Linked DNA regions of Homo sapiens: region 2 is linked to region 1. Evidence: read pairs that join two places in POLR2A ChIA-PET (ENCODE). Cell type or tissue: OCI-LY7. All regions are shown on one strand. Each heading gives the region's core, and the rest is flanking DNA. Links, peaks and the distances in the headings are about the cores only. Region 1 overlaps LMTK2 (lemur tyrosine kinase 2). Region 2 has its middle 39 kb from the start of OCM2.

Region 1 (8,331 bases), core at 233-8,232:
GCTGTTTTAGAGACTGTATGGCCCACAATATTTACTATTCACTAAGGTAGAAAATATTTACTATTTGGCCATTAGGGGAAGAAAAAAAATCTGCTGATCCTGTTCCCAAAGGACTGTGCTATCCAGTTATTCTATTGAAAAACATATTGGAAGACCATTTTAAATGTTCCTACCCTCTGTGCTCACCTTAAAGTCTATTTCTGGGTCCTTACAGCAGGATACACAGTTTGCAATTAACACTATTAATATTATTAAACTGCACACACACAGGATCACAAAAGATGAGGAAACTTCTGCAGCAGGTGGCGCCTCCCCTGGAAAGAGAGATAAATAATATTAAAAACATGTACATTCCAAAATCAACTTTAATTAGTGAATCAATATATTTTCCTCTACATACAAATGGGTGTAAGGGTTAATAAAATAATGCTCGAGAAAAAGCTGATGATCCATCCAGGATAAGAAGCTGCTGTTTCTTTGAAATAATTTAGATTTACAGAGGAGTTACAGAGACAATACAGAGAGTTCATATACAGCCTTCACCCAGCTTCCACTAATGCTAACATCGTACATTACCACAGTATGCTGATCAAAACTAGGACAGTAACACTGGTAACAAGGCTATGAAGTGAACTTCAGGCTTTATTCGGATTTTACTGTTTTCTCCACTTTAGTCCTTTTTTCTTTTCAGACTCAATCCAAACTACCAACGTTGCATTTAATCACCACATGCCCCTCAGCTCCTCCAGTCTCTGACAGCTTCTCGTCTTTCCTCGCATTTCATAACTCTTGACACTTTTGAAGAGTGCTGGTCAGTTATTTTGTGGAATGTCTCTCAATCTGGGCCACCCAATGTCTTCTCAGGATTAGACCAAGGTTGTGGCTACCTGGGAAGGAGTTAGAGAATTCCAGTGGGGTGAACTGTCCTGCTTGCACAGCAGGGCGCATGACCTATGCCTGGTGAGGTGACTTTGATCCCATGGGCCAGGTGGCTCCCACCAGGCGTCACCAACCCACTGCAGGCCTACCTTTCCCTTCTCATACTCTATTCCTCGAAAGCAATGCTGGCCCACAGGGAACGGACGTAAGCTGTACTTCCTGGAGGGAGGAGTAGTAGAGTCTGTAGACACAGGTTAAAAACCCTCCAGTAATTAGTAATATCAGGGGAAGAAACTTTGAGGCTATGCAACTGCCTGTTTCTCCTTCAGGTCTTGCACACCAGTTTTCTGCATCTGTCAGGGCATCTTGCCTACAGCAATTACTACTGTGATGTTTGGAAGGTGATTTTCTATTTCCCTCATTTCTTCTACATTTGTTATTTGGAATTCTGTAAGGAAGATTGGTCCCCTCTCCTCCCCTTATTTATTTTATTCAGTCATGTATATACTTATGGACTCACGGATATTTATTCTCCGGGCTGTAATCCAAAGTCATCATCACTTATTTTGTGGCTCCAACGATTCCAGCCTTGTCACTGGGAGCTCTACCAAGGTGACTACTGGATCTTTTTGGCATGCCCCATCCTTCCCTTTTTCTCCAACTCTTCCTTACTTCCGGGCACGACAGGAAGCTCCAGGCTCCTCATATTTTCCCTACTCTGCTTGAGAACCAGCCATTGCTCCAAGGAGCTCTGGTCATGATAAGCAGGGAGGGAGGCGGCCTGCAGACTACAGCCTGAGGCCTGCTGTTGCGTGGGGGGCCTCCCCTGACTCTCCAGCAAAGAATGATTTCTACATCTTTAAGGGGCTGTTTAAAAAAAAAAAAGAATATGCCAAGGATACTGCCTGTGAGCCACAATGCCTAAAATATTTTACCGCCTGGCCTTTTCCCATCCCTATCTAGAGCATAAAGATTTTTACATCTTATTTTTAGCAAGTTCTTCATTATCCGGAAAACATATTATTCAACTAGGATAGTTGTGAACCTTTTCTTTGTTAGAGCAAACTATTAAAGTCTCAGCTACTGGAGTTTTACTGAGAAATAAACTTTTCCTTAAAATCCTCATCTATGGCAGGCACAGTGAGCATGCCTGTAATCCCAGCACTTTGGGAGGCCAAGGTGGGAGGATCGCTTGAGCCCAGGAGTTTGAGACCAACCTGGGCAACAAAATGAGACTCCATATCTACAAAAAATAGCAATAAAAATAAAAGTTAGCTGGGCGTGGTGACACGTGCCTGAAGTCCCAGCCACTCAGGAGCCTGAGTGGGAGGATGGCTTCAGCCCAGGAGGAGGAGGCTGCAGTGAGCTGTGAGCACATCACTGCACTCCGGTCTGGGTGACAGAGCAAGACCCTGTCTCAAAAAATAAAAATAAAAAATAAAAATAAATCCTCATCTATGGCTAATTAAGTGTTCAAATGCACCAAAAGGAAGGCAGAGAGATAAATTAATGAGGTTATTTTTTTCTTAAATGAAGCTAGGGTACTTGAAGAGAGGAAAAACTAACCCAAACTCCTAGGTGAGCAAAACACATTCTTGAATCTAAAATAAGCTTCAGTGAAGATCAGGGAAGTCTAAAATGAACTGCAAACAGAACTAAGTTCTTTTTCAATAACAAAAGGTCCCTTTGTGAAAGCAATGCTGAAACACCATTGTTACATGCGGGCTCAGTCTGTGCTTAAGAATAATACAGTTAACCAAGGGGTGTTGAGAATCTCCGAGTTCTAAATCAACAAAGTCTAAAACAGAGGAAAGCCCATACATTTAACACAGGAGGTAACTCGGTGCTTCCTCTTGAAACCAATCTGGAGGAAGTCAACTTTCAATGAGAACAAGAACTCCCTAACCACAGACACACTTGTGTCCATTTGGAAAACCTAAACTAAGTGAGGAGCTTGAGGCACTGAGAGCCAATTCTTATGAAGACCAAGAAGGATGATTTTCTTCTCTTCCTCCTTGCAGTGAGCTGTTCACTCATCCAGACAAGAAGCCTGTGCTTCCCCACTGGAATTTCTTCTTCTTTTTTTTTTTTTTCTATTGAGAGATGGGAGTCTCACTATGTTGTCCAGGCTGGTCTTGAACTCCTGTGCTCAAGTGCGCCACCCACTTCAGCCTCCCAAAGCGCTGGGATTACAGGCATGAGCCACTGCGCCAGACTGCTGGAATTATTTCTGAAGAACTGTGCTTCACTCCCGATGCACATAATAAAAATTAAATTTGACTCCTGAGGAAAGCAAAGCGCTTTCACGTACACTGTTTTTTATTGATTGTTTTTAAAGACGCATTTGGATTGTAAGGGAGAATAAAAAGAAAAAATAACACACAGTTTGTCCACTGCATCTCTGAATTTCAGGTGCATCTCACACTTCAAGTTAGCTTAACTGGCAGCATTTCTTCTTTTTAATGGTACAAAACTAAGGGTGTGACTTATCATCAACCTCATCTGACATTTGATAAAATACAGCATTATTTCATTTGGCTGTCACAATACCTCTGAGGTAATACGACCAGCTCCACGTCACAGATGAAGAAACTGATATGCCCATGAACCCAGGTGGGACAGTGGCAGGCCAGACTGAGTTTAGGTGTGCTGGGTGCAAGCTCCCTCGCTTTCCTTGAAACCCCACTGCTCTGCCTCTATGTGGTTAACCTTTAACACTTAAAAACAGCCCACTGTCCTTTGAACCCAAGTCTGTCATTAATTAGGGTAGTTTATACTTCCTCAAACTCCACATAGCTGATCTTGACTTACTTTTTCCTCTCTTGCACCCAGAGTTTTTGTTTTGTTTTTTTAAGCATCACAAACTACTTATTTATTACAGAACTGGATAAGGACTGTATGAATGCCAGCCTAATTATCTGATTCATGAAAGTGTCCTCTGTGAGTCACTAGATAGGTATGAAGAGTATAACCAGGTTAAGACCAATGAACTATGCCACGCTTTGCCCTAGCTCTCTGCTACACTTACTTCTGCTAGGGTCTGCAGGGCACCTACTCTCCCTTAGATTTCCTCAGTGTGAACCACACTTACTCAACCTCAGTATCTAACAGTCCCATTAAAACTACTGCCTCAGAAATTGACTAGGTAGCTTCAAGTAGACATTTTTAGTTACCCCTTTTTAAAACTTTAAAGTATTTTTCTTTTGATGAATCCAAAAGCACTGTGCTATAAAAAAAAACTCTATTTAGCAATGAAAAAAAAAAACTTCCATAAAATGAGGAAATCAAACATAGGCTGGAAGGTGAGATGGGTTTGCAGAAACCACAGAGAGGAAGTAAATTCTAGACTTGAGGAACCACAAATAAAATCCCTATACCGCCGTGGTCAAACTAGAAACCAGTCCCTGACACAGTTCCTGACTGCAGCTGTTAGAACCTGATAAAGAAAGGCAGCTTTAACATGCAGCCTACAGCACTGAGAAGGGCATACGTCGAGCCAGTCATCTACCAAACAACATCAAGAACAGGCATCACCATACATTTAGGCAGCTTTTCCCATCACAAATTGAGAGCAAGCACCACATGAGGTCTGGCGGAATACGTATGCTTTCCCCAAGACACTGATTAAAAAACACCCGGCATGTCTACAGCACATTCTGTGAGTTTTCATTTAATAGTTTTCAAAGCATTTTAATAGCTACCTAGAACTTGATTCAATAAGCAGAAAACTTGAGAAACTCTAAGAGGTAGGTACATATTATCTGTTTTAGAGACAGGTAATTTGGAGAATGCAATTTCTCAGTAATGACTCAAGGTAAGCCAGGAATACCACCTATTAATTCAACCATTATAACTCCAGCCCAATTATCTGATTCACGATCTCTAGAACCTCAGATGAAACTGGACCCATATGTAATTAACTAAAGAGTTGTCTGTGAAGCCATTTTGGGATTCAATTAAAAAAAAAATTAAAGGCCACAGATAAAAAGAAATGATGATCAATATTTAGATCCATTAGGGATTACAAAATGCTGGATATCCTAATGTTGTCATTCCTTGTTCAGTCACTAGTGGATATGCTTTTATAAAGAGAAATTTCCTCACATTTACTATTTGGTTACCCAGTGGTTCAAGTCATAAGGAAAAGGCAGACTAGATACTTCAATCTTTCTCTTTGCCAGTTTTTAAAAAATGAGTTGGTGGTTGGGTGCGGTGGCTCACGCCTGTAATCTCAGCACTTTGGGAGGCCAAGGTCGGGGGACCGCAAGGTCAGGAGATTGAGACCATCCTGACCAACATGGTGAAATCCCGTCTCTACTAAAATACAAAAAATTAGCCAGGCGTGGTGCCGCGCGCCTGTGGTCCCAGCTACTCGGGAGGCTGAGGCAGGGGAATTGCTTGAACCCAGGAGGCAGAGGTTGCAGTGAGCCAAAATTGCGCCACTGCACTCCAGCCTGGGCGACAGAGTGAGACTCCGTCTCAAAAAAAAAAAAGTTGGTTCACTAGCATCCTCTGGCAGTGACCAGTTCAGAGAGCTGCTGTCACTGTTTTGTGGTATCATCATGAGCTAATGGATTTAAAGCACCCACAGGCTTCCATCCGTTGTGGTTGTTCTGATTGACACTCCCATTGTCCTGTCTTTGGCAAGCAGGGCCTCTAAAGCGGTTTGCTCCCAAGCCCTCCCACAGGGTCCCGGCAGGCCTGGGTGGAGTTCTTGTTCCCTGGGTTGTTCCAGGCTCATCTTTTATAGTTTCTGTTTCAAACCTCCTATCAATCATTTCCCCAAAGAGCCCTGGTTTCTTTTAAAGTGAACTGCTAATGTAAAGACCTCGGTTCAGGAAGTAGAGCTGCTTATTCACTGCTGGTGTCACAACTACCTTAGAAAACAATGTATCACAGTTTTGTAACATTGAACTTTGGTACCCCTGTGGTCTAAGCAGCTGCTCTCTTCGGGTAATAGGGATCAGGAAACTGTGGCCACTGGGTGAAATCCTGCCCACAGTTTTTGTTTTGGTATGGCCTGAAAGCTAAGAATAATTAAGAATTCACGTTTTTAAATCGTATTTTTAATCCAAAATAACATTTTATGACACATGAAATTTATATCAATAGCTGATAACACAGAAAGACAGACATTATCTCCTGACAGAAAAACACATCACCACCTATGCAACAGTACTGCCCAAAACAAGCAAACAAAAACAATATCAAACCTGAATCTAATCAACCACCTAGATCCAAATGTCAATGTATAGGAAACATTATGAATAGCGAGACATGTGAAATACCACCACAAGAATGTAATCAGCAAAACACAGGCTGTGAAAAACACTTGGGGAGAAAAGCCTAGGAAAATGTAAAAAAGAAAGAGATGAAGAGAGGGAGAGTGGCAAACATTAAAAGACTTAAACGACCTACCCACCAATTCCAACATATGGATGTTATTTGAATCATGATTCAACCTATTTTAAAAACTATGACATTTCAGGCTATTGGAAATCTGAACACTAACTGACCATATTAAGAAAATGTAATTCATTTCTCCTTGGAGTGATAATGGTCATGTGCTTGTTTTTAAATGTAGTCCTTATCTTTTGGAGATAGTGACCTACTTAATGATGTCTGGAATTTGCTTCCAAACAGCACGAGGGCGTGGAGAAAGTGGACGGGGGCAGCATGAAGAAAGATGGGCTGCAGCTAATTCAGGCTGGGTGGAAGCTGTGTGGGAATTCATTACAGTATCTATGTCTTGCATGCTTGAAGCTTTCATTTATTAAATGAATTTAAAAGTTTAAATGGAAGAAAGCAGATATCATAATTTATAATCCATATTCTTGCCTACTCTTGATATGGCCATTAACGTGCTAGGGCTGTCATAATCAAGTATCACAAACTGGGTGACTCAAATAACCAAAATTTATTCTCTAGTTTTGGAAGCTCCAAGTCCAAGATCAAGGTGGCAGCAGGATGGGCTCCTTCTGAGGGCTGTGGTGGCAGGGTTTGTTCTAGGCCTCTCCTTGCTTCTGGCAGCTGGCTGCCTTTTCCCTAAGTCTCTTCCCATCATCTCCCCTCTACGTGTGTCTGTGTCCAAATTTCCTCTTCCTATATATAAGGACAGCAGTCACACTGGATTAGGCCCACCCTCATGACCGCATTTTCACTTGATCATCCCCGTAAAGACCCTCTCTCCAAATAAGGTCCCATTCTGAGGCACTGGGGTTAGGGTTTCCACGTATGAATTTAGGGGGAACACCATCCAACCCATCTCTAGGACAGATGCTTAAATGAAAACAAGGAAAAACAAAGAAGAGCCAAAGACCAGTAGGTGCACATATAACAGCAGCTACCTGCAAGGACAGAAACAGAGTGGCTGGGGGACAGAGTGTGCTATATCCTTTCCTATTTGTTGGTATAGCACAAAGGTGCTATATCCTTTCCTATTTGATGAATTTTGTACCCCCAGCTTCTCGCCATCTTTAACCTAATGGCAAAATTCCTTCATAAGGCTTCAGCATCCAACGTTGCCTGGCTACTTCTGACCTCCCAGCCCCGACTCCATCACTCCCCGCCAGCTCTCTACTATGAGCTATGATGACCCTCTCTCCATCCTTCCAGATGGATCTTCTGCCAATTCATTCTCATATCTTCCACCACCCAGAGACGCTAACATGACATGCTCCCCTGCCCCCACCATTCATTCATCCCTGCCCATCAGAGCTCAACTCAGAAACCATCCTTGAGGCCCGCGGTTGGAGTCCCTGCCTGTGCACCCCCAATTACCGTGCATCGGCCCATGGAATCTGTCACTCCATGTTGCAAATGCCCATATGCCTTCCCCACTAGGCTGCAAGCTGAATGGGGTCACGGGCCAGGCTTGTATAATCCACCAATGACTCCCCAGAGCCTAGCCCAGCGCCTAGCATTCAGGTAGAAGTCGGGGTAAGAAAAAGGGAAAAAAGTTAGAGAGCGATGAAGGGGCATGAGCAAGCGAGGGAAAATAAGCAAGCAAGGGAACGAAACAGGAAAAACAACAACAACAGAAAGAAACCATAACCAACCTACCGGATCACAGAATAAACTTACGAGCTAGGCACAGTGGCTCACGCCTGTAATCCCAGTGCTTTGGGAGGCTGAGGTAGGAGGATCACTTGAGCCCAGGAGTTCAAGACCAGCATGGGCAACATAGTGAGACATCATCTCTACAAAAAGTGTGAAAAATCAGCCAGGTACGGTGACACACACCTGTAGTCCCAGCTACTTGGGAGGCTCACCTGAGCACAGGAGGTCAAGGCTGAAGTAAGCTACGATCACACCACTGCACTCCAGCCTGGACAACAAAGTAAGACCCTATCACAAAACAAAACAAAACAAAACAAAACAAAACAAAACAAAACTGAATAAACTTATGGGCCAGGTACGGCGGCTCATGCCTGTAATCCCAGTGCTTGAGCT
Region 2 (8,331 bases), core at 171-8,170, 100 kb after region 1:
TCTCTGACCTGTTGATTAGATGCTTTAGAAGCATTCTTTTTTTTTTTTTTCCAAGACAGGGTCTCACTCTGTCACCCAGGCTGGAGTGCAGTGGCATGATCTTGGCTCACTGCAACCTCCACCTCCCTGGTTCAAGCGATTCTCATGCCACAACCTCCCAAGAAGCCAGGATTACAGGTGCACACCACCACGCCCAGCTAATTTTTGTATTTTTAGTAGACATGGGGTTTCACCATGTTACCCAGGCTGGTCTTGAACTCCTGGCCTCAAGGGATCCACCTGCCTCGGCCTCACAAAGTGCTGAAATTACAGGCATGAGCCACCATGCCCGGCCAGATGCATTCTTTCTGGGTTCCACAGAAGGGCCCCCCATTGACCCTGAGACCTGCTGTCTGAGGCACTCCTCCTATTTCCAGGCACGACTCCTTCCCGGGGTGAATATCCCAAGCTTCATTTGAAAGGAGCCGTAATGATGAGGCAAGAAGCCTTTTCCCAATCCTCCCCAAGGGCTGGTGGTGAACCTCACTCCTGTTTTTAAAGCATTAGCTCAATGAGGTGGCAGTGAGGTCCAGGTATCCACTTTTCTTGATTAAACCGAGAATGCCTTTGCCTTCCATAAGGTCCAATTCCAGACTGGGTGTTGGGCTTGATTTAGGCTTGGGGGGCCTCCCGGGCAGGGCAGCAGTGCAAGTCAGCACCTGGTGTGTGGCCAAGATTATATTTCCTGTCCCCAGGTCCAGTGCATGGACACACAGGCTGGCAAAGGAATCGGCCCTCACTGTGACTGTGGGGCTTCCTTCCCTCCTTCCCTGGCCTATTTCTAAGGATGCCTCGCTCATCCCCAGACTCCAAGGATGCCTCTCCAGCTTGGTTTGGGTTTTTGGTGTTTTGGGTTTTTTTTTTTTTTTTTTTTTTTTTGAGACAGAGTCTCGCCCTGTTGCCCAGCCTGGAGTGCAGTAGCACGATCTTGGCTCACTGTAATCTCCACCTCCCAGGTTCAAGCAATTCTCCTGCCTCAGCCTCCTGAGTAGCTGGGATTACGGGTGCATGCCACCACACCCAGCTAATTTTTGTATTTTTAGTAGAGACAAGGTTTCACCATGTTGGCCAGGCTGGTCTCGAACTCCTGACCTCAGGTGATCCGCCCACCTCAGCCTCCCAAAGTGCTGGGATTACAGGTGTGAGCCACCACGCCCAGCCTGGTTTGAGTTTTAAGTGTCACCAGAGGCAGACTGGGGACTCCAGGGCAGAGACTCACTCTTCCTTAGTTACATTTCATCCCAGCCATGGCCATGACCCCTATTGTCTCCCCGAAGTGTATCAAGGCTACTCAGCTGCAAAGTGAGGGGTTGGCTCTCACCCCAAAATGTGGAGGGTTGGCTGGACGCAGTGGCTCATTCCTGTAATCCCAGCACTTTGGGAGGCCGAGGCAGGAGGATTGCTTGAGGCCAAGAGGTCGAGACCATCCTGGGCAATATAGCCAGACCCCCATATCTAAAAAAAAAAAAAAAAGCAAAAAATTGGAGGGTCCTAGGGGGTGTCAGGGCCAATATGTTCTAAGGTCACTCTGACCCACCCTCCTTTCAGATGAGGAAACTGAGGCTGAGAAGGCAGGTAAGCCTATCCAGGCCCACAGTGGGGCTTCCAGACTCCCAGGTCCTCCTCCCTGGTGCAAAGACCACAGGATACCAGGGAATGGGTCACCTCAATAGACAGCACAGGGACGTGGTTAAAAGCACAGGCCCGGGGCTCACACTGCCCAGGCTCAGCCTCTTCTCAGCCACTTACCAACCCCAGGACACCGAATAGCCATTTAACTCCTCTTTAATAGCCATTGAGCTTCAGAGAGTCCATTCATAAAATAGATAAAAATAGAAGCTGTTCCATGCAATAGATGCCCAGTATCTGACATGCAGTGAAGCACTCAATAAATTCTAGATATTATTGTTATTAATGTAGACATCTTTCATCAGATTCTCTTTGTGAATTACAGCAAGTTTATAGGCTGGGGGGTGGATATTGAGAGCACTTCTTTGCTATTTGTGGCTAGGCTTGTAAATCTGAAGGGTTGCTTTGGTTTGCTATTAGCATTCAATTGTGCCTAGAGATACTGTATAAATTTTAAAAAGCCTGTTTATGCCAGGTGTTGTGGCTCACGCCTGTAATCTCAACATTTTGGGAGGCTGAGGTGGGAAGACAACTTGAGTCCAGGAGTTTGAGACCAGCCTGGACAACATAGTGAGTCCCTGTTTCTTTCTTTCTTTCTTTTCTTTTTTTTTTTTTTTTTAAAAAGCCTGTTTGTGATGACTGTTCTAGACATAGATACTTTTACTTCAATGGAAGAGGATATTTGATATTATATCTTCCTGAATAAATGTACATAATCTATCCTATTAAAAAAAAAAAAAAACCCCAGCCAGGCGTGGTGGCTCATGCCTGTAATCACAGCACTTTGGGAGGCCGAAGTGGGCAAATCACGAGGTCAGGAGATCGAGACCATCCTGGCTAACACGGTGAAACCCTGTCTGTACTAAAAATACAAAAAATTAGCAGGGCGTGGTGGCGGGCGCCTGTAGTCCCAGCTACTCAGGAGGCTGAGGCAGGAGAATGGCGTGAACCCGGGAGGCAGAGCTTGCAGTGAGCCGAGATGGTGCCACTGCACTCCAGCCTGGGCGACAGAGCGAGACTCTGTCTTAGAAAAAAAAAAAAAATTCCCAGCCAGGTGTGGTAACTTACACCTGTAATCCCAGCACTTTGGGAGGCCAAGGCAGGCGGATCACAAAGTCAGTAGTTCGAGACCAGCCTGACCAAAATTGTGAAACCCCATCTCTACTAAAATACAAAAATTAGCCGGGCGTGGTGGCACATGCCTGTAATCCCATCTACTCAGGAGGCTGAGGCATGACAATCGCTTGAACCCAGGAGGTAGAGGTTGCAGTGAGCCGAGATCGTGTCACTGCACTCCAGTCTGGGCGACAGAGCGAAACTCCACCTCAAAAAAAAAAAAAAAAATTCCAGCTCTATCCAAAACACAGGCAATAACAAATGCTGGCAAGGTTGTGGAAAAGGGGGAACCCTCATACACTCTTGGTAGGAATGTAAATTAGTACATCAACTATAGAGAACAGTTTGGAGGTTCCTCAAAAAACTAAAAATACAGCTATGACACGATCCAGCAATCCCACTGCTAGATTTATCCCCAAAAGAAAGGAAATCAGTCTATGAAAGAGATCTCTGCATTTCATGTTTATTGCACCACTGTTCACAGTAGCCAAGATTTGGAAGCAACTTAAGTGTCCATTGACAGATGAACGGATAAAGAAAATGCGGTATTTATACACAATGGAGTACTATTCAGCCATAAAAAGAATGAGATTCTGTCATTTGCAACAACATGGATGGAAGCAAAGTTCTTTCTGTTAAGTGAAATAACCCAGGCACAGGAAGACACACTTTGCATGTTCTTCCTTATTCATGGGAGCTAAAAATTAAAAATAATTGAACTCAGGCCAGACGCGCTGGCTCACGCCTGTAATCCCAGCACTTTGGGAGGCTGAAGCAGGTGTATTACTTGAGGTCAGGAGTTCAATACCAGCCTGGCCAACATGGTGAAGCCCTGTCTCTCCTAAAAATACAAAAATTAGCCGAGCATGGTAGCACGCGCCTGTAATCCCAGCTACTTGGGAGGCTGAGGCAGGAGAATGGCCTGAGCCTGGGAGGTGAACGATGCAGTGAGCCGAGATCGTGCCACTGGACTGCAGCCTGGGCGACAGAGCAAGACTCCATCTAAGAAATTAATTAATTAATTAAAACAAAATAAAATAATTGAACTCATGGAGATAGAGAATAGAAGGATGGTTACCAGAGGCTGGGAAGGGTAGGTGGCAGGGGCGGGTGAAAGAGGGGATGGTTAATGGGTGCAAAAAATAGTTAGAAAAAATGAATAAGACCTTGTATTTGATAGTACCACAGGGTGACTACAGTCAATAGGAATTGTGCATTTTAAAATAACTAAAAGAGTATAACTGGATTGTTTGTAACACAAAGGATAAGCGCTTGAGGAGATGGATACCCCATTTATCCTGATATGATTTTTTTTGAGACGGAGTCTTGCTCTGTTGGCCAGGCTGGAGTGCAGTGTCACTATCTCAGCTCACTGCAACTTCTGCCTCCCGGGTTCAAGCAATTCTCATGCCTCAGCCTCCCGAGTAGCTGGGATTACAGGCATGGGCCACCACACCCGGCTTATTTTTGTATTTTTAGTAGAGACGGGGTTTCACCATGTTGGTCAGGCTGGTCTCGAACTCCTGACTTCCTGACCCACCCGCCTCGGCCTCCCAAAGTGCTGGGATTACAGGTGTGAGCCACTGCGCCCGGCCCCCCGATGTGATTATTATACATTGCATGCCTGTATCAAAATGTCTTATGTGCCCCATAAATATATACACCTACTATGTACCCACAAAAATAAAAAAAAAAAAATTCGAGTCGTTGGTGAAGGATTAGGATGGATCTCAAGGTTTTGTGCCTGGAAGTCCCCTTCACCCTTCTGCACTCACCTCTGCACACATTTCTGTCTTTAAATGACATCCATCAATCAACTACATTGATGTAGTTGTAGTGCTGCTCACTGCACAATCAGGACTGTTTGCAGAGTAGGCATTTGGAACATCACTCCATGGGTCGCCACTGAGGCAGAGCCAAAGGTGAGTAACTGTGGCAACTCACAATGTAGTATTCCGGTGGAGAAAACCAACAAAGTAAAAAAACAGTCCACAAGAGGATGCCTGCCTCCCTCCCTCCCTCCCTCCTTCCCTCCTTCCCTCCTTTCATTCCTTTTTTTTTTTTTTTTTTGAGACGGAGTCTTGCTCTGTCACCCAGGCTGGAGTGCAGTGGTGCGATCTCGGCTCACCGCAAGCTCTGCCTCCCGGGTTCACACCATTCTCCTGCCTCAGCCTCCCTAGTAGCTGGGACTACAGGTGCCCGCCACCGCACCTGGCTAATTTTTTGTATTTTTAGTAGAGACGGGGTTTCACCGTGTTAGCCAGGATGGTCTCGATCTCCTGACCTTGTGATCCACCCGCCTCTGCCTCCCAAAATGCTGGGATTACAGGCGTGAGCCACCGCGCCTGGCTGGACTGCATGCCTGCCTGCCTGCCTGCCTTCCTTCTTTCCTTCCTTCCTTCCTTCTTTCCTTCCTTTCTTCCTTTCTCTCTTTCTCTTTTCTTTCTTTCTTTTCCTTTCTTTCTTCTTTCCCCTTCTTCCTTCCTTCTGCCCCCTTTCCTTTTTTTCTTTTCTTTCTTCCTTTCTCTTTCCTTTTCTTTTGTCTCTTTCTCTTTCCTTTCTCTTCTTTCTTTCTCTCTCCTTCTTCCTTACTTCTCTCTTTCTTGCTTTCTCTCTCTCTCTCTTTCCGTGTGTGTGTGTGTGTGTGTGTGCACACTGACATTCATGACTCCAGCTCCCCAAGATGGGGCGTCTTTGTCCGTGGGATCCAGTGGAGATTTTCTTTCTGCCTGGATTGCAAATCTGGGGCAGGAAAGCAGAAAAAGTATCAGGAAGCCAGGCATGGTGACACGCACTTGTAGTCCCAGCTACTTGGGACACTGCCGCTAGAGGATCCCTTGAGCCTGGGAGTTCAAGGCTGCAATGGCTATGATCGCACCACTGCACTTCAGCCTGGGTGACATAGCAAGACCCTGTCTCTAAAAAAAAAAAAAAAAAAGTATTAGAGAACTGCCACTTAATGCAAGAAAAGGGAAACTGCACTAGGAAAACATATGCATAATTTAACAAAAGGAACACGAATATTTGATGAAGGTGCAGGAGGAACATACTCTCATACACGGTTAGAGAATGAATTAGTTTCAACTTTCTAAAACCCTACCTGGCAAATAAAGTCTTTACATTTTTAAAAGTATATAGTTTTTGGTCTGTGCATATTTGTGTGTGTACAGAAAAACACTGGAAGGCGCTAGGCAAACATTTATAGTGGTTTTACCTAGTTGAAGGAATTATGGATAATTATTTTTATGTTTTCTTATAATTTCTTCCAATGCTTCTGCCTTTCCTCAAAAATGTTTTTTTTTTTTTTTGAGACAGAGTCTTGCTCTGTTGCCCAGGCTGGGGTGCAGTGGCGTGATCTCAGCTCACTGCAATCTCCACCTCCCGGGTTCAAGCGATTCTTCCGTCTCAGCGTCCTGAGTAGCTGAAATTACAGGCATGCACCACCATATGCCCGGCTAATTTTTGTATTGTTAGTAGAAACGGGGTTTCACCCTTTTGGCCAGGCTGGTCTCGAACTCCTGACCTCAAGTGATCCGCCCGCCTCAGCCTCCCAAAGTGCTGAGATTACAGGCGTGAGCCACTGCGCCCAGCCCAAGACAAGACATCTTTAAAAGGAAGGGGGAAGGAAAGAAAGGGCTCGACAAATGTGGGCACGCAGGGAGATGCCTTCATTTGCACACATGAGTCAGGTCAGGTCCACCTGGGGGGCAGAGGAGGAAACTGAGCTTCCAAACTAATATTTCTCCCAACACAAAGACTCGGGACCATGATTACAGCTAGTTCTGTGGCCCAGGGCAGGCAATCTAATCCCTCTGAGACTCAGTTTATTTATTTATTTATTTATTTATTTATTTATTTATTTATTTAGAGATGGAGTCTCACTCTGTCACCCAGGCTGGAGTGCAGTGGCGCGATTTCAGTTCACTGCAACTTCTGCCTCCCGGGTTCCAGCGATTCTCCTGCCTCAGCCTCCTGAGTAGCTGGGACTACAGGTGCCCGACACCACGCCTGGCTAATTTTTTTATATTTTTAGTAGAGACGGGGTTTCACCATATTGGCCAGGCTGGTCTCGAACTCCTGACCTTGTGATCTGCCCACCTTGGCCTCCCAAAATGCTGGGGTTACAGGTGTGAGCCACTGCACCCAGACTATTCTTTCTTATTTTTTTAGAGACAGGGTCTTGCTCGGTCGCCCAGGCTGGAGTGTAGTGGCGCAATCATAGCTCTCTACAGTCTCCAACTTCTGGGCACAAGTGACCCTCCCACTTCAGCCCCCTGAGTGACTGGGACCGCACTTGGCTCTTTTTTTTTTTTTTGGAGAGATGAACGCTCACTATGATGCCCAGGCTGGTGTTAAACTCCTGGGTTCAAGCAACCCTCTTGCCTCTTCCTCCCAAAGTGCTGGGATTACAAATGTGAGCCACTGCGTCCAGTTGATTTGTATTTTTTAATCTGAAGCTGCTCTGGTGTTAGGACTGACTTGCTTCCTGAGTACAGATTTAGATGTCACTACAGTACTGATTCCCGAGTGCCCTGAGGCACGCGTCCTCCTGTGTGGGGAGTCCTTATGGTCCCTTCCGGGCTTGATTCTTCTCAAATGTTTAAGCATTTTTATTTATGTATTTATTTTTTTGAGACAGAGTCTTGCTGTGTTGCCCAGGCTGGAGTACAGTGGTGCAATCTCAGCTCACTGCAACCTCTGCCTCCCAGGTTCAAGCGATTCTCCCACCTCAGCCTCCCAAGCAGCTGGGACTGCAGACACGTACCACAACACCTGGCTGATTTTTTTTTTTTTTTTGAGACAGAGTCTTGCTGTGTTGCCCAGGCTGGAGTGCAGTGGCAAGATCTCGGCTCACTGGAAGCTCTGCCTCCTGGGTTCACGCCATTCTCCTGCCTCAGCCTCCCGAGTAGCTGGGACTACAGGCGCCCGCCTCCACGCCCAGCTTTTTGTATTTTTAGTAGAAACGGGGTTTCACCGTGTTAGCCAGGATGGTCTCGATCTCCGGACCTCGTGATCTGCCCACCTTGGCCTCCCAAAGTGCTGGGATTACAGGCATGAGCCACAATGCCCAGTGAAGTGAAACACTTTGTATGCTCTCCCTGCTCCAGAGACAGAGGCCACTTCCCAAAAAGACATGAGGCCACGGACACGCAGTGAGCTGGCAATCTGTGCTTAGTTTTATTTCCTGGAATTGGCAAGGGGAGTCACTGCTCTCAATTGGACATCGAACTTCCAAATGGTGAAAAATGAGGGTTGTGTGTATATCATGGGTATCTCTGTGTGTATGTGCGTGTGTGTGTGTTTGTGTGTGTGTGACAGAGAGAGACTCTGAGAGAGAGAGAGATAGAGATCGAGTTTGGCGGTTGGGCACAGTGGCTCACACCTGTAATCCCAGCACTTTGTGAGGCCGAGGCGTGTGGATCACTTGAGTTCAGAAATTTGAGATCAGCCTGGCCAGCATGGTGAAACCCCATCTATACTAAAAATACAAAGATTAGCCGGGCATAGTGATGCACGCCTGTAATCCCAGCTACTCGGGAGGCTGAG

Evidence for each region. ChIA-PET counts read pairs that join two places held together with the same protein. Peaks named below come from ENCODE experiments on the same cell type or tissue, not always from the same donor. Only the 100,000 strongest peaks of a DNase experiment are listed, where the experiment ranks them.
Region 2: POLR2A ChIA-PET joins it to region 1 with 6 read pairs; 4 of 35 experiments call an interaction of 5 or more read pairs at or near these places.

What each region holds. Positions count from the first base shown.
Region 1 is chr7:98,129,298-98,137,628 of GRCh38, reverse strand. LMTK2 (lemur tyrosine kinase 2) reads right to left here. Exons shown (of 14, transcript NM_014916.4): 2 at 187-314. Among named protein-coding and RNA genes, the nearest start is that of LMTK2, 27 kb to the right of the region's middle. RefSeq lists enhancers at 4,129-4,178, 4,738-5,238. In OCI-LY7, for the core only: a CTCF peak has its summit at 308 (motif pointing right); a DNase peak (open chromatin) is centred at 4,278.
Region 2 is chr7:98,024,795-98,033,125 of GRCh38, reverse strand. No RefSeq gene overlaps it. Among named protein-coding and RNA genes, the nearest start is that of OCM2, 39 kb to the right of the region's middle. In OCI-LY7, for the core only: no CTCF peak of the experiment used is centred there; no DNase peak of the experiment used is centred there.